2 separate regions of the Homo sapiens genome follow, and region 2 is linked to region 1. Evidence: chromatin contacts called from ENCODE Hi-C or POLR2A ChIA-PET data. All regions are on one chromosome and are shown on one strand. The core of a region is the stretch at or near the end of the contact, and the rest is flanking DNA. Distances in the headings are between cores, read along the strand shown.

What was found. Hi-C counts contacts between places; a loop is a spot of excess contacts on that map. ChIA-PET counts read pairs that join two places held with the same protein, here RNA polymerase II (POLR2A). Pooled maps may share reads with other maps.
Region 2: POLR2A ChIA-PET joins it to region 1 with 16 read pairs in Panc1. The contact joins two enhancer-like sites. A Hi-C loop is called at or near these places in 3 of 50 pooled maps. POLR2A ChIA-PET finds 5 or more read pairs at or near these places in 2 of 52 experiments (Panc1 and WTC11).

Annotation. Positions count from the first base shown.
Region 1 is chr17:81,141,312-81,145,058 of GRCh38, forward strand. The region is part of intron 1 of AATK (apoptosis associated tyrosine kinase); the gene reads right to left. Among named protein-coding and RNA genes, the nearest start is that of MIR1250, 9.9 kb to the left of the region's middle. RefSeq lists a silencer at 1,480-1,529 and an enhancer at 1,796-2,296. Within about 2 kb of position 1,605, at least 2 of the 41 ENCODE cell types and tissues checked have a DNase peak (open chromatin) inside an H3K27ac peak, as active enhancers do.
Region 2 is chr17:81,070,570-81,074,316 of GRCh38, forward strand. All of the region lies in intron 3 of BAIAP2 (BAR/IMD domain containing adaptor protein 2), which reads left to right. Among named protein-coding and RNA genes, the nearest start is that of BAIAP2, 37 kb to the left of the region's middle. Within about 2 kb of position 1,600, at least 6 of the 41 ENCODE cell types and tissues checked have a DNase peak (open chromatin) inside an H3K27ac peak, as active enhancers do.

The sequences.
Region 1 (3,747 bases), core at 355-2,854:
ATGGTGGCGTGTGCCTGTAATCCCAGCTACCTGGGAGGCTGAGGCAGGAGAATTGCTGGAACCCAGGAGACGGAGGTTGCGGTGAGCTGAGATTGAGCCACTGCACTCCAGTCTGGGCGACAGAGACTCTGTCCCCCCCAAAAGAAAAGAAAGTAAGTGACTTTCAATTTCTGACTTCCAGAACCTACGATAATAGACTCCATGAAATCTGTAATCAGTGGCCACAGGAAACTCATGCAACAGCCCTTCCAAGGGGCTCCCCAGCAAAGCCTCTGTGGTGTCTGCCCCCAACCCCTGTGCCTCCTGGGACACAAGACAGGCCCAGCAAGGGTGGGGGTGCCATGGAAAGCTTGGTGGCTGGGCAGGTCCCCAGAGGGCCGCCATCAGTCCTCAAAGACATGCTCAGATGCAGTGGCTCAGGCCTGGCACCAGCTGGTCCCAAGGTGGGGTGGTGAGGGTACATCTGCTGTGCACACGTGGCTGGACGCGCTGGGGGCAGGTCCAGGTCAGCTTCAAGGACTCTGCCCAGGCTAACCCTAGAGGCCTCTAGTGCCAGCAGTTACTTACTTTTTTTCTTTCTTTCTTTTTTCTCTCTCTTTCTCCCTCTCCTTCCTTCCTTCCTTCCTTCCTTCCTTCCTTCCTTTCCTTCCTTCCTTCCTTCCTTGATAGAGTCTCACTCTGTCACCCAGGCTAGAGTGCAGTGGCATGATCTCAGCTCACTGCAACCTCCACCTCCCCAGTTCAAGTGATTCTCCCACCTCAGCCCCCCAAGTAGCTGGGATTACAGGCACCTGCCACCATCACCCTCGGCTAATTTTTGTATTTTTAGTAGAAATGGGGTTTCACTATGTTAGCCAGGCTGGTCTCAAACTCCTGACTTCAGGTGATCCACCCACCTTGGCCTCCCAAAATGCTGGGATTACAGGCATGAGCTACCAGGCCCGCTCTTTTTTTTCTTTTTTCTTTTCTTTTTTTTTTTGAGACAGAATCTTGCTCTGTCACCCAGGCTGGAGCGCAGTGGTGCAATCACGGCTCATGGCAGCCTCAAACTCCTGGGCTCAAATAATCCTCCCACCTTAGCCTCCCAAGTAGCTGAGACCACAGCCTTGCACCACCACACCCGCTAATTTTTACATTTTTTTGTAGAGACAGGTCTCACTATGTTGTCCAGGCTGGTCTCAAACTCCTGGGTTCAATCAATCCTCCCGCCTTGGCCTCCAGTTTCAAAGTTAATGTCTATTTGGCCATTGTCCAGCTCTGGAGCATTGGCTCTGCTGAGAGGTTGGGGTGGGAAGAGGCAGAGCCAGCCACAGGGAGCTGGCAGGGGACCAAGAGCAGGGAAGAGAAGGAGGTGCTTGGGGTGGAGACACCCCCACAACAGGCTGCCGGCTTTGAGTCAGTCCCACCCTCCTGGGAGTGGCTTCTCACCTGTGAGCCTCCCTGAGCAGTAAGGACCCAGCCCCACCCCCGCCCCAGCCAGCCAGCCTCCCTGTCCCCGTCCCCCAAAGTCCACTTGACTTGTAACCACCCTATCCACGGAGGTGTGGACGCATCATCGGCGTGACCCTCACGCCCACCAGGTGGCACTCTCAGCCATTTTACACACGCAGTGGAAAGGACAGGAGGCTCCTGGGACTCTGGGCCACACACAGAGGAACAGGGAGGCCAGCTCCAGGCACAGCGTGGCCTGAGCTCAAAACACAGGCGTGGTCCAGGATGGCGCCTACTCAGCACAGAGCTGGGGGATCCCAGCTTGGGGTGCTGCCGTCCGCAGCGTTGCCGGCACACGGCCTTCCCTCGAAGGCCACGGGAGAGTTCCGAGAGTGGCCTGGCTGAGCCTGAGAGTGGCCCCACAGCCCAAGCCCTTGGCCACACCTGGCTCGATGAGCCCCCACCCCCGCAACGTGCACACGTCCCAGGCGGAAGCCGCCTGCAGCAGCCCCAGGTCCCAGGCAGCCTGTGCGGGACCCTGGAGTCCCAGGACACGTCACCTGACCTGGCCCAGCTTCTACAGGGCTGTCCCTAGGACCGGGTGCTCACTGCAGCACAGGGTGGCCCTGGTCAAAGCCAAGAGCTAGTAAGTTTTCTGTGTTGGGTCCAAATGCACTTCCCCTCAACCCCATCCAGCTCTGCCTGGGGCCATGCAGCCCCCACCCCTTGTGTCCACGCAGCCCCTGCCTCCCGTGTCCACGCAGCCTCACTTCCCCCAGCCATGCAGCCCCCACCCCCCGTGTCCACGCAGCCCCAATTCCCCCAGCCATGCAGCCCCGCCTCCCGTGGCCACACCTGGTCCTCCAGCCTCCTCGACCCCTCTGGCTTCACAGCCTCTCTCCTCAGCACGTCGCCCCACAGTTAGCAATCCCCACCCCTGATGAGGCCAGGACTGTGTGGAGTCCAGGGGCCCCACGGTGGGTGGCCATGGGGTGTGATCCCCACGGGGTAAGGCGAGGCCTCCACTCTCTCCACCCACACTGCCTCTTCTGGAACCTTGGGCCCTGCCTGCCCGGGGCTCCAGGCTCTGCTCACCCGTCGGGTGTGCCTGGCATGCATGCCCCGTGGGTGCGGGCGTGACCCCCACATGCTAGCTCAGTCTGAGGTTCCAAGGCTCCCAGCCATTCCCCCCACAACAGCAGGTGCACCCAGGGTGAGCACGGTGCCCAGGGTTGCCCCTGCATGCTTCCTCCACCCAAGCTGCCTTCCTGCAGGGACGGGTGGCCAGGGTGGCCAGCACATAAGGTGTGGCTCTCTGCCCCCACCCCTGTCCCCGCTCGGCCCTTCAGGAAGCTTCCTGCTAAGTGGCTAAGTGCACCCCTCCAGGAACTTGGGGCTCACTCCCCTCCCCGAGGCAGCCTCTTTCACCTTTTGTGGCACCAACAGCCAGCGTCTCTTGCACAGACCCAGCCTGGCCCACACCTCCCAAAAATGCCCCCAAAATGTCCCCAAATCACACAAACAAATGGATCAGGATCAGCAAAGCTGCAGATAGGAGCCTGGGGGTAAAGGTCAAGGCCCCTTGTCCCAGCCCCACACTGCCCTCCCCATCGCTCTGTGCTGGTCGGGTGTTCACACCTGGGGCAAGGTAGCCAGGACCCTGGGGAGAGGGTGGCCACATCATCAGGGAAGAGCAGGCCTGTGGGTGGCCGAGAGGACACAGTGGCCCCTGGAGGCACCCCCAGGCGGGGCCGCTGCAGCTGGGACAATGGAGGGGCAAGGGGGCCGGGCAGGGGGCCCGCAGGAGCCCACAGGGCTCCCTTGAGAGCCGCCCACCCACTCTCAGTGCCGCACCCCCGGCCATTCACATTTCCAGCGTGGGAGGAGTTCGCCTTCACTGTTACTAAAGCTTCTGTCTTCATCAAATCCACACCGGAGAGTGTGGCAGAGTCTGAGAGCCCAGCTCGCTCCTGTGAATCACAAGCTACGAAGTCCAGCGTGCTGGTGCCCATTAAAGACACTGCCTTAGATGAAGCTCCCGGGTGAAAGAAGCTAACAGCGTGGAAAAAGAAAGCACAGACAGGAAATCTGCCCTTCCAGCGTCAAAAGCTACAATAATTAGAACCTCACAGTGCTGGGGCACAAACCCACCAAAATCTGGGCCTGGCCACGCAGAGGATTCCACACTCCATGAAAAGCCTGACTTCAGGCCGGGCGCGGTGGCTCACGCCTGTAATCCCAACACTTTGGGAGGCCGAGGTGAGTGGATCACTTGAGGTCAGGAGTTCGAGACCATCCTGGCCAACATGGTGAAAC
Region 2 (3,747 bases), core at 350-2,849, 71 kb before region 1:
GGGGGCAGGAGAAGGCCCTGGCGTGCCTGTCCCGCTGCAGCTGTGGGAGCTGGGCTTGGCCAGGTCGCTCAACCCGTGGGGAGAAGGTGTCGGGTTAGCTCAGCCCCCGCAGAGCCTCATCTCCACCCCTGTGTGTCACGTAGGGGCCCTCTGCAGCCTCCACTCCAGCCACCCCGGGTGGATGGCCGCTGACCCGGGAGCCCCCGTCTGCCTGGGACGCTGGGAGTGTGTGAGCAGATTTGGTGCCAGAGGCCCGGGCAGGCCTGAGGGTCCTTGATCCCAGCGTGATGGTGCGTTGCTGGTCCAGGGCCCATCCTTGGAGCCGGCGGGTTGGAGTGGTGGCTCAGGACAGTGGGGGTGGATGACAGAAGGCAGCCTCGGCCTCTGCTCTCCCTCCACCCCCATGTCCAAGATCTGAATGCTGACCCAGCCTTGACACCAAGGTGGCTCTTTGGACTTGCTTGGTTTCAGAACTGTGTGTGGGGAAGCAGCGTCAGCTACCGTCATCACCATGGCAACACAGACATTGATTTTTTTTTTTTCCCCCATTGGTTACCCGCTGGCCACATTCCATTTTTGCCTTTTTTGTAGGTGGGAGAAGAACTCTGCTTCTCCCAAGGAGAAGCTGGTGGCTGGAGGGCAGCAGAGAGAAGGGGCGGGATTGGGAGTCACCCCCGAGGTGGCGTCCTTGGGCTTTGGGTCAGCACTGGATCTGGTCCCCTGGCCCCTGTGGGGGCTCTGATAGCAAGATGTCCTGTCAGCCCCCTGGCCATCTGTCCTTCCCCGTGATGAGGGCGCTCTGTTCGAGCCCTGCCCAGGTGGGTGGTGATGAGCTCTCGAGGTGCCTTTGGGCTCTGGAAGCCACCAGGATAATTGAGAGTTGTGGATAGCTACTTCAGAAGGCTCTGGAAGGTGATGCATGCTCACAGCCAGCTTGGAGCAGCTGACCTCTCGCACAGAGCCCCTCTTCCACCAGCAGAGAAAGGAGAAGAGTTCCAGTGCCTCCGGAAGCAACAGAAATATCCAGGAAACGAGTGTTTCTGTGCCCTCAGTGTCCACTGGCCAAAAAGAGCACCCTGACCACTCGGTAGCAGCGCCCGTCCGTCCCTGAGCCTCTGTTTGAGGGACTCACGTCCAGCTCCCGGCAGACTCAGCGCGGGGGTCGGATGCCTTCTCCGCACCATCCCGCACCGCCACGAGCTGCTGTGGCTCACATTCTGCCATCCGAGCTCTGTCCAGGAGGCAGCCGAGAATTGGAGCAGTTCCCACGCCAAGTAGGGCCTTGTGGGTGGCCGGTCCCCTCCTCCAGCGTGGCACGGAGGCGCCGGAGCATGCAGGTCTATGCCTCTGCAGAGTCTGGGGCATCTTGTTCCATTTCCTTGCTGCCTCTCCTCTCGTCCGTGATCATCCCCCCCTCCCCCTCTGCTTCCGGCCTCCCCGGCCTTCCCAGTCTCTTGGGCCATCATCGTGGTTGTGTTGGTCCTGTTGCTCCTCCTTCGAGCGCCCACGTAGGGCTGGGGTTCCCTGCGGGCTGTGGGTGCCGTGCCCTCCCCGGCTGGCTCCAGCCCTCAGAAGCTTGGGGAGGGTGGGCTGGGCCATCTGCATTCCACCTGCCCAAGGGCTGCCACTCCCTTTTCCCAGATGGCTGGAGTGCCCCAGGGCAGCGTTGGGAGACCTGCGCAGGCCCCACCTCAGTCCACAACAATGTTCCTTGATTCCCTCCGGCTTCCTGCTCCTTCACCTCCTCCTGCGCAGCCCGGCCTGACCCATGTAATCAGGGAACAGGAGGGGCTCTCCTCAGTGTCCCTATGTCCATGCCTTGTGGCCACCTGAGCACTTCTCAGGGTCCAGTGGAAAACTCTCCTGCCCTGTTTGACGCCCACACTCGTCAGTTTCACCTTGGTGCCAAGAGCAGACGATCTGCTCCAGGCCCCACTTGGGCCACAGCCTCACAGCCGTCTCCACGTCCCCACCCGAACCTGGCATTTCCTGAATTCCTGGCCCCTGTCCGAGAAGGAGGCTAACCCTCCTGGGAGAGCTCTGGCAGGTGCTGACCCAAGTCCGTGGGGTCTTCAACCTTTGCAGACACCTGCGCCCAGAGGCCACGCCTCCCACTCTGAGCACAGGCGGGCGGACGCTGTCTGGCAGGCTCTGCCTTTCTTTCATTTTTCCTGACCTCTTCGCCCAGCGTCCTCTGCTTGGAGGTGGGTGTATGAGAAGGGGCCATTGGTGTCAGAGTGGGGCTGTCTGCTGAGCAGGTGAACACACCCCCAGTCCTTGCTCTGGGGCCGGGCTGTCCCGTGGGCCTCACGGACCTCATTGTCTGTGGTCATGAGCCTGCATCTTACTGATTTAATCCCGGGTGCCGGGTACAAACATGCACGCTTCCCTGATGAGAAAATGGCATCTGGCCTGGAGCCCCTTCCCACAGCCCTGGGTATTGGGTGCCTGTCACCTCCAGGATGACCCCCAGCCAGCAGACAGGTAGCAGGTGGAGGGTACCTGCTCTGGGGCCCTGGTGGCCCCAGTGGGTTGAAGCTCTCTTCGTAGGTGGCGTGGGGCCTTCTGTCCCCATGACCCTCCAGCGGCCCCTCCCCATGCCAGGGCTCAGCACCCCTGCTCCTCAGAGATCGAAGCCTCCTTCTCGGACCTTCCCCACCACTGTGGTCCCAGCTTCCTGTGCAGTCTCTTGGTTACCCAGGAGTTCAGAACTTTTACCACCTGGGGTGCCTTTCAGATACTCGGACCTCTTGGTTTGTAGGAGTACCAGGCCGGGGTGGGGAGGTGGAGGCTGTGCTGCTCCCCTCACCCTGGGCTCAGCCAGGGCCGCCAGCCTTCTTCCTGGGAGCAGTCACCAAGCTGGTCTCGGGCCGTGCTTTGGTAGAAATGATCTTTTAACTGACTAAGCAGAGTGTTAACTGAAATCATCATGAAATGCTGTTTATGCTCCATTTGGGATTCGGAGTCAAGCATTTGGGGACCCTCGGGCAGGGTCTGAGCTGCTGTTTGCCCTCGCAGATGAGGACGACGATCTGCACAGATCTGCCTCCAACCCTGGGCTGAGAGCATCCGAGGCCCAGGCTCTTCCCTCCCCCAGTCTTTTTCACTGTCTCTGAGATTCACGCTCTCTCTCAGGTTCTTGTCACTCGCAGACTATAAGAACACGTTGTATTTTCTGGAGTAAAAAAAGGCACAAATCTTTAAAATGTCACTGTTGTGAAAGCCGAAGTGTGAGGGGCTCTTCTAGGTTAAAGGACTAAAGATGCCCAGCGCCCCAGAGGAAGGGTGAGAGTCCTCTGGGAGCTGGCAGGCGCCAGTTCCTTGTCGCTCACGGTTAAGCCCGTGTATCACTTATTTGTCTCAAGTGCTTATGGAGCAGTCTTCCAATAGGTGGAATGCTGATTTGTTTTCCTAAAATGAGAGAGACTAAAGCCACGTGCCAACGCAACACAGCGGGACCCTTGATGAGAACCTGGATCAGGGAGGAGCTTGTCAATGGCATCGTCGGGCCATTCAGGAGCATGGTGTGTGCTGTTGATGAGAGGAGGATGCGTCTGTGGTAACCTTCCTGTGTGTCACAATGGAGGCGTGATGAGGCAGAGAAGGTCCTTGCTCTTAGGACACAGCTGCAGTATTGGGGGCAGGGGCAGCATCACATTGTCTGATGTCTGCAGTTGAGTCTCAAGGGGCTGAAAAAAGTGCCTGTGTGTCTGTGTGCATGCATGGATACGTGTGAGTGCCGGTGTG